2 separate regions of the Mus musculus genome follow, and region 1 is linked to region 2. The links are chromatin loops, found by intact Hi-C in ENCODE. Cell type or tissue: left cerebral cortex. All regions are shown on one strand. Links, peaks and the distances in the headings refer to the core of each region. The heading gives the core; the rest is flanking DNA. Region 1 overlaps Gm40050 (a long non-coding RNA gene). Region 2 holds the start of Postn (periostin, osteoblast specific factor).

Region 1 (8,338 bases), core at 223-8,222, 230 kb after region 2:
CATTGAGAACAGCAGCTGTCTGTGTGAGAGCAACAAACACCTAACATCCACTAAGCCTGGCTGCTCAAAGCACCCCAGAGCATGGATGCAGAAGCCCCTTAGAGGGCACAGTGGAGTATGTGTGGTCATGGCCTATGTAAAGATATGTCCTTGGTGACAGAGGAAACCTAATAAGAGAGAGCTGTGTGTGACATTCCAATTGCTTTGATGGGGTCTCAGTCTATCAGAAGATTTAGTATTGTCTTAAGGAACGTCTCAGCCAGCGGGTACGGCTTTGGTGTTAAATAGCTCAGAGCAACGCTATCATATCTTCAGGAGAAGTGTGTTTTTAAAGGTTGATTTTAAGTTTAAGTTGAGAGATGCTCTCCAAGGTCAAATTTCCATTTGCTTTAGCAATGTAGATAGCAAAGTCGCCGTAGTTGCATGGAATCAACTGGAAAAATGTAGAATTTATAAAGATAAGTGAAGATTCGTGGTGTAAGCACAGTGCAGAGTGTCACACACCCTCCTCCCCAGGTTTAGGACTGAAAGGAAAAGTGCAAGAGCCAGGGGAGATGGACAAGTGTGAAGGCACAATGCTTTCAGGGGGAGGTAGACAGGTGTGAAGGAACAATGTTTTCAGATCACAGCAGGGCAGCTGCATGTAGAAACTCACACCCGTATCTCTGAATCACTGTGGTTCTTAACGCACAGCCTTTTGTTGTTGTGTATTTTATCCAGTCTGGCAATATCTGTCTTTCAAATGGTGTCCATTCACACTTAATATAAACACACATTATCAGCATATCTGAACTTATGCTTAAAAGTTTCCATTTGTTTACTATATATCTCATGGCATTTTTCATTCAGTAGTTTTTAATCTAGTGCCTCATTTTGTAGGTAGCTAGGTATTTGATGCTAGATATATGTTAAGTAGAGACAGACAGACAGACAGACAGATAGGTTATTGATGATAGATAAATTATAGATGATGAAAATAGATGATAGATAATGGTGATGATGAGGATAGATAAGTTGGTAGATTGAAAGATGAGAGAGAGAGAGAGAGAGAGAGAGAGAGAGAAAGATAGATGAAAGTACACAGCTCTTTAGCTCTCCCCTTCTCCTTTCCCTTTCTTTGGCCTGCTATGTCCATATTATTTATGAAATATCATGGTATAACTATTGTTTCAGATACACATGAGCTTTAAAAGAGAATTTTAAAGGAAAATTTCTCAATAGGATGTGTCATGTCTGTCTACATAGTTGCTGTTTCCATCGCTCCACACAGATCTGATAAATTGGGGTTTCCATCTGATCTCTCTTCCTGGCCGATGAAAAGATATCCCAGTGGTTTTTGTAGGACATTTTTTCTGAGGTGAAAGTTATTCTCCTACACAACAGGGCTGTGGTGTGTGTTGTCTGGAAGGTTGAGATGAAAACTAGGGTGATCGGTAGCTATAGTGTGACACAGCCCGTCCCAGGGTAGCAATCTGTTGAAGATTATAAAGCCGTGTTGGTGAACAATTGGACTGGATCATACCCTGGGTTCCATCTTGCTGTCCTTCCATTATGTTATTTCAGAACTTTTCATCCCACCTCCACTTTGCAGTTTGAGTTTAGTTTTCTCCAACATCTCTCCACTAAGGAAGTCATTTTCTCGATATCGATGCTCCAACAACCATCAGAGAAAATAAGCTGCTGACAGTGTTCAGTGAGCCACGTGTGCTGTCCTCAGGAGCTCGGCGTGAGGCACAGCAGCCATTCCCACCATTTCTAAAGTAGTATTTTCTCTCTGGTCCTTTTGCACCAGCTGCACAGCCTAGGGATGGCAGAAGTCGGGGCCCTGTGGTGCCAACTCTGCAAACACTGGTGGCTGTCTCTGGGTACCACTCCTGCAAGAGGGCAAGACCCAAGTCAAACCATAAAAGTCCTTCGGTATGCATTCTCCAATCTCCTCTCACACTCAGAACATGTACGCTCACTTGCATTCACGACGTTGGAGGTTAGGTGTGTTTAACCATTGACCATAATAGTGGATAATGATATAAAAAACAAAGCATAGCTAGTTTGAAGGTAAAACCCAGTTGTCCACAAGGGCGTCTCTTTTAGAAGCAATGAAAACAGAGTAAGTTAATGACATCTACATGCTCTGGAGGATTGGAATGGGACCCAGATGCTGACTATAAGAACCATGATGCATTTCTGCAGCAATTCTGTGTGGGTGCTGCTCTCAGTGCCTTGCCTATATTATCTCATTTAAATGCAAAAACACTCTTGTGATGTTGGAGCTGTCACTGCACTAAATATAAAATGGGAAGAATTGTGGCCCAGGTAGAGTCACAGGCTTGGCTGGACAAAGAGCTATGATAAAAATCCTAAGTCTCGATTCTTCCTTGCTGGGGTTCACTCTGTTCTGTAATTATGATAAAGACTCACAAAGTACCGGGTATCTGCCAGCATCCTTCTAAACACTGAACATGTAACACCTTTAATCCTAAACACGGGCTTGAGAGTTGAAATCCATATGAGGTGAGAAAAATTTTCAGGGAAAATCTTAAAAGTTGAAGCCGGGCTTAAAGCAAAGCAGTTGTTATCTAGTAGACAAAGGCACCACACAGCACCGAGACCTTGCGCATCACGGTTGTATGTGGGAGATTCAACAGAACTTCCCAGTTTCTTCTTCATTTTGTCAGCACATGTGACAGATTGTAGAAGGGGACCGCTGCTCCCTGCTGATGTCACTGAGTGTCTAATAGGCCAGATACCTGGGCAGTGACTCTCTTCCTTGCCCCAATCTCGGCAGGCATCAGTTACTGAAGGCAAACCAAACCCACCTTTTTATTAACTTCTGGTCCTGATGGGAAAACTTATTGATGGCGACCAAGCAGTAACAGAAAAAGGGAAAGACCTATGAAAAAGGAAAAATAGCTTCTATCAGTCAGCTGGGGTGTTGATTTCTGCATTCACTCGCAGATCTTTAATGATACCAGAACAGCACTTATTCCTGGGACAACACAGTCAAACGAAAAAGCAGCAAGCAAGCATAAAACAAAACAAAATCAGATCTTGTTGTGTCTGGCCAGTAGATCACAACATGGGTTCTAGCCTGGAAAGGCATTTTGGAAACCTGGAAGAGAAGAGGGGCTGGGCTGCGCGAGATAAGGAAGGAACCAAGACAAAGCTCTCTGCTCAAGGTTCAATTTTTACTATTTCGGCACTCAGTTATAAAGGAAGGGGGAGGGGCCCAATTCCCACCAAATAATCTTGGAGTCCAGTAGCAGGGTGATCACGTGATGGCTTCGGAACAGCAAAGCGACAGGTTCCAGCAGTGGGCGTGGCAAAAAGTTTGAGCGGGAAGCTCCACCCCTGAGCAAGCAGGTTTCAGGCTGGGGGAGGGGAGACTACAAGATCTGAAAGCCTTGTGTTGCTTTCTGCGAGCCCCAGTAGAGACGTGCTATCCTAGGTGGGTGTGTCACCCCATTGCTTTCAAGTTGATCATAACTATAGTTTTGCAGACTGCCCGGCTTCTTTCTAAACGTCACTCTTCTTAACAATCATATTTTAATCTAAAATGCCAAACTTTTTTTTAAAGATTTATTTATTATTATACATAAGTACACTGTAGCTGACTTCAGCCATACCAGAAGAGGGCGTCAGATCTCATTATGAACGGTTGTGAGCCAACATGTGGTTGCTGGGATTTGAACTCTGGATCTTTAGAACAGTCAGTGCTCTTACCTGCTGAGCCATCTCACCAGCCCAACACTTTTTTGAGAATATTATATATGAGTATTTCTATCCTTTCTAATGGCTCCCTTTCCCACCTACAACTTCTCCCATGTCTCTCTGTTCCCTCTTAAAATCACGACCTCTTGCTCTTTAATTATTTTTACTTACACACAGACAGACGTATACATTTAACCGGCTGGGTCTGTTTGCTGTTGCTCGTATGTGCACATGCACACGTGCTCAGGGCTGACCGTGTGGAACTGGGAAATCTCTCAGGGGCCTTGTCCCTGAAGAAGACTGATTCTTCCCATTACATCCACCGTTCCCTGCCTGCAGCTCTCAGTCTAGAGATGGGGCCATATGAGATTCCCCTACCCACCTCGGCAAGTCAACAAGTTGTCTTTGCACAGGTCTCCGTTAGGAGATCGTATTGGTGCAGTTCCGTGGGTGCAGTTCATTGTCTCATATAAAAAACAATCTCACATCAGGTATCTTGATCATTGGACTCTTACTATCTGTAGACCCTCTCTTCTCCCATGCTCCCTGAGCCTTACTTGTAGAGGCTGTGTTGGAGCTGGGCACCCCAGGGTCAGCTGTCCTCTGCATTCTGACTACAGCTGTCTCGAATGATCTGCCTCCTTCAAAAGAAGAGCTCTAGATTTGAAGTGACTTGATGTTTTGCACTATGTGAGAGGACGTTCTTTAAAAAGTGAATTGGTTCCCCACCACCACCACCTCTGTGAAACGGATACTTAAAAAGTACAAGTAGTTACCTGTGATTGGTTTTTTTTTAAATAGGATTTAGAAAATAAATATTATTTCAGTTTCAATTTGCTACATCCAGCATTACTATTAAAATAAGCAAATGTACATGAAATTAGATTAAGAAAAATACAAACTCGCTCATGCTACGCCTGTTTAAAAAAAAAAAAAAAAAAAAAAAAAAAAAAAAAAACGCTAACTATCTGCCTCAGAAGAGCTTTGCGAATGTAACATTTGGTTTTAGCTGTGGAAAGTGCTTAAGTGCAGTGAAACCTTAAATCATCTGCAGCGTTTCAGGGCAAACGCTGGCCGGTGCCCTGTATAAATCTTGCCCTAAAGCTAAGACGAAGAATGTGCTAAGCAGACCCAGTGAGCGGCTCGGCTCGCCAGGCTCCTCCCTAGGAAAATGTGGCTTTCCTATACATCACTCGATTCAAAACAGATGGGGAACAACCATCTGCCAGAAGGAAAGGAAAGATGTAGCGCATATTATAATTACGGGATTCAGACAAACAAGGGGAAGGGGAAGATGACTTTAAAGCAAATAGGCAGTCCCTTCTATGAACGCTTTCTCTCCCGAGTCCAGCATTCTCGGAAGAAAATGGCGTCATCTCAGAAGCATCAAACCTCTCAGTATAATGCCTTCTCTATCCCAGTGCCTGCTGCCCTCCTCTTGGTTATAAGTCCCACGCTCCTATGCCACCAGGCTCTGGAGAAGGCTTCTGTGACTCAGATTTGAGTCAGTCATCCTAACCAGTTCGTTTTAGAAATGAGCATGCCATCTAACTAGGTCCAATTAGGGTGAATCCTGTGGTTTGCACAGAAATGTCCAGAAAGAAATGAGTTCCTGTTAGTAGAGGTGCCTGTTGTCTACAGCGTCTGACCATGCTACTGATGTCATGTGAAGGTAAGACGAAGCCACATGTAGGCAAAGACATGTCTGAAAAGACAGACAGCAGGACCTGAGGACAATTCGTCCTCCTGATCAAACCGTTCCTGCAGCAGACACTCCTCAATTTTGAGTCAGGGGAACCAATAACCGCCCCCCACCCCCTTCTATCTTTGGGTCTGTTTTCTGTTAGTAGTAGAAAAATCCTTAAGAACCAGACTCTTGTCTTAGGAATAATGATAAATAACAACAACAACAACAAAAAAAAGCTAGAGTTGCTGTAGTATAAATATGTTTTTCATCTTTTTTGAAATGACAGCCCTGTGACAGACTTGTAACTAATAAGTCCACCATGCAAATGAGTTTAAATGCTTCCCCGATGTGACACAGCTGGCAGTCAGCTGCTCTCAGGGCTGCTACGTTCAAATCCCAGGCTGCTTCTCTGTGTGTTTTCTACCTCAGACCACTGAAGCATGAAGTCTTTGGCGGTGTGTCAGGTGGTATGAACAGCCATGACATGATGACAATGCCGGTTTCCTTCCTAGAGCATCAGGTATGTTCAGATGCCTGAGGGAACCGGTGTGAGATAGGAACAGCAATGATAAATGGTGCTGTGTGGTATTTGCAAGCCTGTGGTTTAAGTGCCCCCAGAACTTTGCTCTCCTGGGTGGAACTGGTACCCTTATTGATTGAAGAGATTGCTTCTCCATTCCACCATGTAAGGGTGCATCGACAAAGCACTATTATAAAGCAGAGTGAGCCCCCACCACAGTCTAGTTTGGTGATGACTTGCTCTTGGACTCTGGAGCCTTCAGAACCGTAACAAGCTAGGCACAGCAGCCCCCACCTATGGCTGCAGCTGAGGGAGTCTGAGGCAGGAGGGCTGTGAGTTGAAGGCCTTTCTGGGATACATGGGGAGTGTGACTTTGTTTCGATACACAACAAAACCAAATCCAAAAAGATCAGTGAGAAGTAAACCTTTCTTTTCTTCAACTTAAATCTTATTTTCCTCTGTGTGTGTGTGTGTGTGTGTGTGTGTGTGATTGTGTGAGTGTGTGTGTGTGCGTGTGTGTGTGTCTGAGTGCATGTGTGTGAGTGTGTGAGTGTGTGTGAGTGTGTGAGTGTGTGTGTGTGTGTGTGAATGCCATGTGAAGGCAGGTACCTATGGAAGCCAGAATATGGAGTTGAATCCCCTAACCTGGAGCACAGGAGGTTGTGGGCACCAGGTCTTCTGCAAAAGCAGGCAGTCCTCTTAACCACTGAGCCATCTCTCCAGCCCCTACTTCTATTATTTTTCCTGCACTGGGGATGGAATACCTGGCCTCAATCGTGCTAGATAAGTGTTCTACCCATCCCCTACTTATTTCCTACTTTCTGATTATTTGTTTACTTATTTATTATTTTTACTCTTTGATTAAGGCTTCACCAGGTTAACCAGGACGGCTCTGAACTCCCTCTGCATCTCAGACAGACCTTGAGACTTGTGACCCAGGAGAACAAATGTTTTTCACAAAAGGTCTATATAGCTGTCTTCTGAGAATCTCTGACAGTGCCTGACAAATACAGAGGTGGATCCTCGGAGCCTACTATTGGACTGAGCACAGGGTCCACAATGAAGGAGCTAGAGAAAGGACCCAAGGAGCTGAAGGGGTTTGTAACCCCATAGGAGGAACAACAATATCAACCAACCAGTATCCCCAGAGTTTCCAGGGACTAAACCACCAACCAAAGAGTAGACATGGTGGGACTCATGGCTCCAGCTGCATATGTAGCAGAGGATGGCCTAGATGGACATCAATGGGAGGAGAGGCCCTTGGTCCTGTGACGGCTCTATGCCCAGTATAGGGGACTGCCAGGGCCAGGAAGTGGGAGTGGGTGAGTTGGTGAGCAGGGGGAGGGAATAGGGGTTTTTCAGAGCAGAAACCAGGAAATGGGATAACGTTTGAAATATAAATAAAGAAAATAGCTAATAAAAAAAAAAAAGTTTTAAAAAGAAAAACTAAAAAAACTAAAGTTTGAAATTTAGAAAACAGACTTCAGTTTTCTGCCTGGGCATGCGAGACACTTTCTATTCTCTAACAGTAAGTTGAAAGTTGAACAAACTGGAAAACCCAGGTGGCTTCATAGTCCCCAGCCACTGCCCCACCACCGGAACCCAGAGCAGGCTGGCAGGGAAGGCGGAAGTGTAACCAACGCAAGGCTCACTGCAGGCTCGGCGGGAAGAGTCTGAACTCAGGAAATGCCAGCCACAGTGGGGCCTGACACGGCTGTCAACTTTACTTCTCAGAGTTTCAGCTAATCCTTACAGTGGACATTTGAGAAAACTCACCCATGCTTCCAACTCCGGGAAAGGAATCATTGTTAGATGCTCTGTTCTCAGTCGGGTCCGCTCTGGAGAAACTGACTTGTAAAGGTTTTTGTTTTGTTTTGTTTTGTTTTGTTTTTAGAATTAATTTTTTTATTAGGTATTTTCCTCATTTACATTTCCAATGCTATCCAAAAAGTCCCCAATACACTCCCCCCACCCAACTCCCCTACCCACCCACTCCCACTTTTTGGCCCTGGCCTTCCCCTGTCCTGGGGCATATAAAGTTTGCAAGTCCAATGGGCCTCTCTTTCCAGTGATGGCCGACTTATCCTAGCCGAGGGGCCGGCAGGGAGAGCGATGCTGCAGGAACCTCGGTTTCTCCCAGCCTGAGAGCTCCGGCTTCCCGACCACTCCTTGCCACTGCATTTCTCCACACCTACGGACAATGCAGGATATCCCGCTTTCAAGAAAAAAATATAGGACACACTAAAAGGCTTACACACACACACAAAGACATTAGTTAAAAATGAGTTCAGCTGCACCATCAATCAACTGGATCAGTCGATAACTAGAGTCGAATTCATCGAACAGCATACTGCACATAGCTCAGGAGTTCAAATTGAACACTTGACAAAGTGTTCTGAGCCACAAGAAGATCTTCGAGAATA
Region 2 (8,338 bases), core at 135-8,134:
TCCATCCAATAGTTGACTGTGAGCATCCACTTCTGTGTTTGTTAGGACCCGGCCTAGTCTCACAAGAGACGGCTATATTACGGTCCTTGCACCAAATGCTTGCTAGTGTATGCAATGGTGTCATCATTTGGAGGCTAATTATGGGATGGATCCCTGGATATGGCAGTCTCTTGATGGTCCATCCTTTTGTCTCAGCTCCAAACTTTGTCTCTGTAACTCCTTCCATGGGTGATTGTTTCCAATTCTAAGAAGGGACAAAGTGTCCACACTTTGGTCTTCGTTATTCTTCAGTTTCATGTGTTTTGCAAATTGTACCTTATATCTCACTATATTAAGTTTCTGGGCTAATATCCACTTATCAGTGAGTACATATTATTTGAGTTCTTTTGTGATTGTGTTACCTCACTCAGGGTGATGCAAAATTCTTAAAGAATAAACTAAGGTGGACAGTGAGGAAGACACACAATGTCTTTGGCTTCTATGTATAGGCACACACGTGTGTAACAGCATATGTGTGTGCACACACATAGTCATGCTTTCTTTTCATGTGTCAGCCAGTGTAGAAAAAAAAAAAAACGACTCAGAAAGCGAAGCAATCTATTTCCAACCATTCCCATACCTTTCCCTCTTCATCCAGATTTGAGAGCACACATTAGTCCCTTCTGCATGAGCCTGGGGGAGACTTCTTGGAAGAGACTGCTAATTCCTACTTGGCTGGCATTCTGAAATTAAGTTGTTTTCTATGAATTTCAATGTATCAGTTTAATCAAAATGTGACAGACATTTCCAGTGATTCTAAGCACATTTGTATACCACACTTTCTCCACTAGATGTCTCTAGAGAAATACAAAGTAGAAGGCAACAATACAAAAATACATTCTGTTTTAAATGCGCAAATGCATTCAGTTCAGTGAGGGTGAAGCTTACATGGCTGACTCCTCAATAGGGGAATGACCCATTGCATAAAAGGCTTTCCAAGGCAGAGTCCAAGGAGGGGGAGAAAACACCACTCCACCCTCCATCGCCCCAAAGTCTTCTGCCCTGCTTCTTTCACAGTTAACAGCCAAGAGACCATGGTTCCTATTCTGGTGTGCAGAGAACCCCACCTTTCCCTGAGTATTGTTCCGTTGTCGTTCCTGTGTCACTACAGGCTGTGTTGGGGGACACTAGTGGAAAGCTATGGAAATATTGTACTGAAAAGAATGCTTCAGAAACCCCACTCCATAAAGGTAGCCTTTACAATCTACCAATCTGAATATCCAAACCTATAGCTCACCTTCTTGACCTCTGTAGGCTGGCTGGTGATACTCAATTTTATTTCATGTATACACAACATTTTAAAGATGGAAATTAGTACATGATTCTTGATTTAAATTCTTTCAAGCTAACAATCTTTTTTTTTTTTTTAAAGTGGCCTCAGTCAAAGACACTAAAGATCACCGAGTCTTGCATAGAGTTTCCATTTACAGGACTAGAGAAAGCTAGTGGAGACACAGATCGGGTGCGGAGGTAGTGAGAAGCACTTTTCCTAAGAAGGTGCAGGGTTGACTCCAAGGCTTGGCTGGGTTATAAGAGTTACATGTATTATTTATTCTATATGTAAGCAACTTTTGAGCTCATGTGCCATGGCAACCTATGGACCGCATGTTAATATAGAAGCATTTTAAAATTAGTGATACAATCAAGACCAAGGGCATCCTGCTTATGGTTTGTGTGCACAGGCTTACAGAGTGCAGAGTCCGCGAGGAGTCCCAGGGACTGCTGGAGTTTGAGGTTGGTTTCACAGTGGTGAGTAAGCGTGGCAGTGTAATGACCTCATGGTCTCCCGAGGCCAGATAACAGAGAACTGCCTATAAATCAGCATGCCGCGGCTAGAGAGAAACGGCCCTGTTTCTCAGACACACTATCTCTCTTCAGCTACATAATGAACCATTTCTTTCTCAGTAATGACTTACATCTCTGGGTCAGACTTTGCAGCCCTGGAAAGTCGGACTTCATTTTCATGATTTCCGTCATCTTCCCGACTGGTAGGAAAATTGCAGGGGTCAGTAGTGTCAGCATAGTTTCACAGAGCTGAAGAGAAAGGGCCCTGTGTGGAGAGCGACTTTTGATGAGAGCCCCGGAAGAGAGTGTGCCCTTCCGGGGATTTTTTTCCCAGTCTCTTCTACAACTTCAGCTAGCTTCCCTTCTCAGTTTCAAAACTGCCTTCCTTTTCTCAGCCGTCCCCAAACTGGCTCAGAGCCAGACTTTAGCTTTGGACTTTCTTCCAACAATTAACATACAGCATCACTCTTCTGACCTGGCCTCTGTTTCTCAAGCACTCTGATTTCTTCATCTTTACCTAAAATCTCTACTCTCGTTCTTCTCAAGATTTATGGGTGATCTGTGTGTCTCCGGCTCTTTTTTTTTTTTTTTTTTTTTTTTTTGAAGACCTCCCTGATGTCATTACTGATCCTAATTGGTAAATATTTTCGAAGGGTTGGCATTTGTTGACTTGATGAGAGTTTGGTAAGTCTCAAACATGATGCTCAGAGTGGAACGATTTCAGATTTCTATTATTGGACACTATAAAAAGGGGGTTTCAGGGTGCCTTTTTGTCATACGAGAGTATGCTTTGCCTTGTGCCAAACAGTGAATGTGTGCTGCTTGTCAGAATACTGCAGTAACCTCATCAATAAACATTCTAACAGCCAGTTGGTTGATATCAGATAGACCTTATGTGCATGAGATACGGCTGCCTTTTCATTGAGCAGTTACGGACAGCCCACCATTTGTACAAACTAAGAGTAGCAAAAACTATTTATAAAGCAAACAAGAAAAAGAGGCAGTTAAAGTTAGAATAGTTTCATTTAGATAAATATAAATAAGAGATTAGATTTCTATCACACAAGTGCCCTGGAAGGAACATAGTTTACTTTCCATGATAGCTTCTCTCCCAGTTCTCCAGAGATAGTTTTATACACTTTCAATCCTTTAATACCAAAATTTCAGAAGTGACAGAGGCCTCTGACTCATCTTCAAACTGTGTTGTTTGGCTGTGTACTTAATAAATTAGCTGTTAGTTGCAGGATTATTTTAACACTGAAAGGAAACTTCTCATGGGAAGCTTACACATCTCTCCAGATAAGGAATTCTCTCTGGACTAATGTGGCCTCCCTTCAACTTTTCCAACTGTAAAACAGCCACAGTGTCTTTGCCTTGTCAGTGGGAAAACAATACTGACACCCATAAATGGGTATGGGGGGGGGCTTCACAACACAGCACAGAAAACACCCCCCTCTCTAGAGATGCTTTAAAATGTGTGCATTCACAGAGACTGATGGCTGTTTCCATTCCTTGCCAACTGAAGCTTCGTATCTTCGCAGCTTCTTCATCGAAAGGTTTCTCTGCATCTCATATCTGGTCATGTGTGAAGACCTAAAAAACAAACAAAAAACAAAAAAACAAAAAAACAAAGTGTCTTCCCTCAGCTAAGAATGCTGAGGTTCAACTCCAAGAGAGTACAGTTGTTCTTACAGAAAGCAGAAGGATACTCTTGGCAGCAACCCTGTTTCTTAATATGCATTTAATTGCCACATTATTTCTGGATTAGTAATACTTGTTTCCAGGGCTTATCAGAGTATGCAGTGTGTGTGTAATGGAAAACAAAAAAAAGTAAAATTGTGAGAAAGATAGATAGATAGATAGATAGATAGATAGATAGATAGATAGATATATTTCAAAAGTTAGAGAAATTCTCCCAAAGTAGATCTTTGTTACTTAACCCTCTATACTCATTATGAGTTGAAAAGACATGGCCCCAGTTTCATAGGACTTCAAGGGGCATGTGTCTCTTCCACATAAGCTGTGGAAATCACACTTTAAATGCATTGTACATCTATCCAGGATTTGGGTTAAATGCCCCTGTGATTTCTCTTCTCCGTGTTCTGCTGTGGAGTGATTTAAGTGCAATCAGATCAAACCAGGAAAGTAACTGAGCTCAGAGACACAGAGTGTGGTGGCAGAGACAGAAGGCAGAGAGATCCCTAAACTCAGAATCAGCTCTTTTCGCAATGTAAACCTATAGAAGTGAAAAACGGGCTCACCATGATTGAAAACAAATAGGAGACAGAGTTCAGATTGCTCAGAACCCAGGAGATTTCCAGGGACAGCCCAGGGCTGCTGGTGCTTCTGTAAGGCCATCGCAAGCTTCAGGTTGGCCCAGCGCCCCCTCCCACAGCCTTGCTCCCTCCCACAGCCCAGAGCTATATAAACTCAGCTCTCCAGAGCACAGGCCAGATCTCTTCCTGGACGGAGCTCAGGGCTGAAGATGGTTCCTCTCCTGCCCTTATATGCTCTGCTGCTGCTGTTCCTGTGTGATATTAACCCTGCAAATGCCAACAGTTACTATGACAAGGTCCTGGCTCACAGCCGCATCAGGGGTCGGGATCAGGGGTAAGTCCCTGGCTTGTTTTATCTTTATGTCTCACTTAGCTTGTTCTAGAAATATGCGTGAAGTTCCTTGTAAATGCACCACAGGGGAGCTGTTTTACTTATTGCAAGGTAATAGGAAAAGAAACAATTATGGGTCTTCTATAAATATACATATATAGATGTAGATAGATATACAGTTACTATGACATATATATGCCTTAAACTCATAAGAAGTGCTATCAACATAGCAAGTATTTTTAATTGATGTGGGTTGTTAATTTTAATGTAATTAACGAAATACAGTTTGGTAATCCTTACTAATTCAGTTTACTTGGCATTTTATTTCTTTCCATTACTGCAGAATATGGTTTTCAAAATCAGAGTGTCTGCTCTTTAATGGTATCATGTCAAAGGTTTTAAGATGTCCTGCAAGATATCAGTGCAAATTTCCTTTGTTTTGTATGTGAAAATTTAACTCTGGGCTTTTTGGAGTATTTTTTTAATCTTCTAGGATAAATGTAGGATTTTCAAAAGTTATTAGAAACATCTTAGTAACTCAAGCAAACATCTGCACACTTTGCATGAGACTCTTGGCATTCCTCCCTAAGCCTTAGGGGGATTTTCATTTTTCTGAGTTCTCAGAGCAGTCTGCTTAGCAGTGGAGTAGAATTTCCATCCCTTTAAGAGAAAGCAAGCTTAAAATTGCAATAGAGAAGGATACTCTTACTTGTTCTCTTTAAAGAAACAAATTTCATTTGTGTAAAGGCATTGTTCAAAAGTTACTTTTAACACCAATCTACTTCTGTAAGCACCTAGGGAGTCACACAGCAGAGTGTGAAGTAAAACCTGTGTCCTTTACCATCAGTCTCCTGCTGTCGAGAAAAATCCTGAAGCTACCCATCTCCCAAATGAATAAATGCTTAGTTTTAAAATAATGGAATTTTTCTCTATTAACAGTAGTTTGTACATAAATCTAAACTCTGTTAAGTCTAATTCTGTTAAAATATCCCTGCCAGGTTAACTTTTTGAAATACTGGTATAAGTCTCAAGTATACAGTGGTCTTCCCTGCCTTCCCCTTCCTCCCCCTTCCCTTTTCCCTTCTCCTCACCCCTCCCCTCCCTACATCCTCTCCTCCCTCCTATACCCCTCCCTTTTTCCTCTTCTCCCTCCTCTTCCTATCTTTCTTAGACTTCTGCTTTTGCCAGCAGCTCAATAGAACTGGGACAGGAGTTAGCTTTATACAAAGTTGAGATCTCATCTTGGAATGTCAGGACTTCACCCAAACATTTCTTTCAGTCACCTGACCTGTAATTGGGAAGAGGCAGGTGCCATAGCAATTAACTCTTTTTTTCCTCGCCCTCCTCCCTCTCTATCTCCAGCCCAAACGTCTGTGCCCTCCAGCAAATTCTGGGCACCAAAAAGAAATACTTCAGCTCCTGTAAGAACTGGTATCAAGGTGCTATCTGCGGGAAGAAAACGTGAGTCTCACCCTTTTCTTTATTGAAAGTTTGAAGAGCCTACAGGATGGTATTTGCCTCTTCTTGGGCACACACCCCAGTTGAAGATACTGTCCAAACTCATGTGTTTTTAAAGCAAGGCACATGCACAGGCAGAGAAGCTCCCTCTCAACACCACTGTTATAAGAGTAGATTTCTCTCTAAGTGCATAAGCTGAAGAGGCCAAAGCAGGCCCTGTGACCATGTGATATGTCCTGAATCTATGTGAAAAAAAAAAAATGTGGTCTCTACTCATTGTACACTCTTTGTTGTTTTGTCCTCTTCTGTCTTAAGAGATCCTAATACACTCTGTGTTTCATTTGCTTGTCTTATATCTATACACACACACACACACACACACACACACACACACACACACACACACTCAGAATCAAGGAGAACAAATTGATATGAAATGTCAAATTGTAAAAGCCCAAATAGATGTTTCTCCAGTCATTTAGACATCATGATAAAGATTCCACTTCACCCCTGAATTTTCACTAAGCACAAAGTGAGAAAGATGTTGCACTTTCCACAGGCTGCCTGATCCCCAGGAAACCATTACAGTGACAGTGAAGCCCATCACTTGGTCGAATATTCCTGTAGCTAAAAGGATGATTCTCCCATGGTTCTGCTGTATATTTCACTGATCAACTTAGAGATGGAAAACATGATTGACGATGTAGTAGACATGTTTGTTGATTTATTTCACTATAGCTATTGGTAAGAAAAATAAGAACACTAGGTCTATAAAAGTTAATCACTTGCCCAATTTATCATTTTACAAAGAGGGTGCTGTCTCAAAGGTAGGATAGCTCATGTCATCCCAGTGTTGAAAATAATGGAAGGGCCCCTTGCTGCCATCAACCTGATCCTCTATGAGGTAGCCTTGAGGACTGGAGGATCTGAATATGTACTTAAGATACCATGGTGAACTTCATGTACCCTCTAAAGAGGCTGAGGCAAGAAGACTGCCCCAACCTCTACAACCTCTAGGATACCTTGAGCTCCAAAGTGAGAAACCTTTAAATACATACATACATACATACATACATACATACATACATACATACATAGAAAGACAATTTCTATCCTCGTGCCATTGGGACAAACACTCAATGCAGAACTATTTAAGCTTGGGAAGTCAGTGATCTTCCTATGTTGAGTGTTTAAGGAAAGTATTTTCATGTTCTTTCTGGAAGTTAAAGTCATCTTATTTTCACAATGTAACTATATTAGAGATGCCAAAGTTGTCACACAACCAAAGTCGAGTCTCTTGTTTTCCATTAACCAAAAGTTGTGCTGGTAGCCAGACATTTTACCAAAACTTTAACAATGTACCCTTGGCAAAATTTCCTCCAGTTGCTTCCATTTCAAAATCACATTTACATCTCTTCACTGAGACAAATACAAATGCTAACCTCAACTAAGCAAAGAAACCAATGGAATGGACAGGGAGGAAGCCTGGCTTGCCCTCCACTCCCTTCCTGACACGTCCTTGCCAGCATCTTCTGTGTCATGCAGCTTTTTAAGTTGTCTTCTGGTTAATCAGCGACATTGGGAATTTACTAGAAAGAAACAGGCCAGGTCTCAAGAAGGCATCAGCATCCCTAGGCTTAGGTTTAAGGCACTGTTTATAGTAATGTAGAATCCCTTCCATAAAGCATTCCACAGGCTCCCTGTTGGTGCAAGTGACATGTTCAGTTGGCTTTCTGTGACATTTTTGTTACTACTCAGATAGTGAGGGCAAATTCCCCACCTCCAAGCTGTGCAGAGCAATTATTATGCTTTTTTCTTGCTTTATGTGACTTCCTGGCCATATAGAAAAATGGATTTGTGTGTAGCATATGTGCTTTCTGTGAACAAAACCTAAACGTTTTTGTTGTATTTGAAACATCCCCTCAGATAAACACATTGTCCACTTCTCAGCTGAGGTCCCAGGCCACTGTTCTGCAAGCTCGCCCCTTCCCCAGCATGACTTTTTCTGCTTCAGAGCTGATTATCAGATTGTATTAATGTTTGGTGTAGACATTTGTCTCATAAACACAGTGTCCTGTTCTCATCTTATTGATCTTCAGGTCTCTTCCTATAGACATATCTTATGTTTATTGTTTACAATGTGCTTAAATCAAATTCACAAGAACATTCAATTAATTTCTACAAAGAAGTATAATTGTCACAAGGGGGGCAAATGAAGATTTGCATTGGGGTCACACGCAGTTCCCTTGTTTCAGTTGAGACAACTCTTTGACATTACAAAAAAAGAAGCTAAAACAAAATAGGAAAGTTTAAATTTGTATAGAACAGTTAAATTAATAACAATAATTGATAAATTAATGAATAATAAATGATGATAATTTTTAAAAGTAACTCTGTATCTTAGTTATAAATAGAGCTTACTTGGTTGACTGCTTTCCCCAAATGCACA

The links. A loop is a pair of places that touch in the nucleus more often than their neighbours do. Peaks named below come from ENCODE experiments on the same cell type or tissue, not always from the same donor. Only the 100,000 strongest peaks of a DNase experiment are listed, where the experiment ranks them.
Region 1: a loop joins it to region 2, with 2.7 times the contacts of the local background. A loop is called at or near these places in 8 of 42 quality-filtered maps.

Annotation. Positions count from the first base shown.
Region 1 is chr3:54,582,626-54,590,963 of GRCm38, forward strand. It overlaps Gm40050 (a long non-coding RNA gene), which reads right to left. Exons shown (of 3, transcript XR_867293.1): 3 at 7,926-8,106. Among named protein-coding and RNA genes, the nearest start is that of Gm40050, 15 kb to the right of the region's middle. In left cerebral cortex, for the core only: no CTCF peak of the experiment used is centred there; DNase peaks (open chromatin) are centred at 4,880 and 5,143; H3K4me3 peaks cover 634 bases; H3K27ac peaks cover 592 bases.
Region 2 is chr3:54,356,834-54,365,171 of GRCm38, forward strand. Postn (periostin, osteoblast specific factor) reads left to right here and starts at 4,274. Exons shown (of 22, transcript NM_001198765.1): 1 at 4,274-4,434; 2 at 5,794-5,892. The coding sequence starts at 4,310. It overlaps Gm31095 (a long non-coding RNA gene), which reads right to left and starts at 4,238. Exons shown (of 2, transcript XR_375670.3): 1 at 4,086-4,238; 2 at 2,829-3,417. In left cerebral cortex, for the core only: a CTCF peak has its summit at 818; DNase peaks (open chromatin) are centred at 937 and 4,255.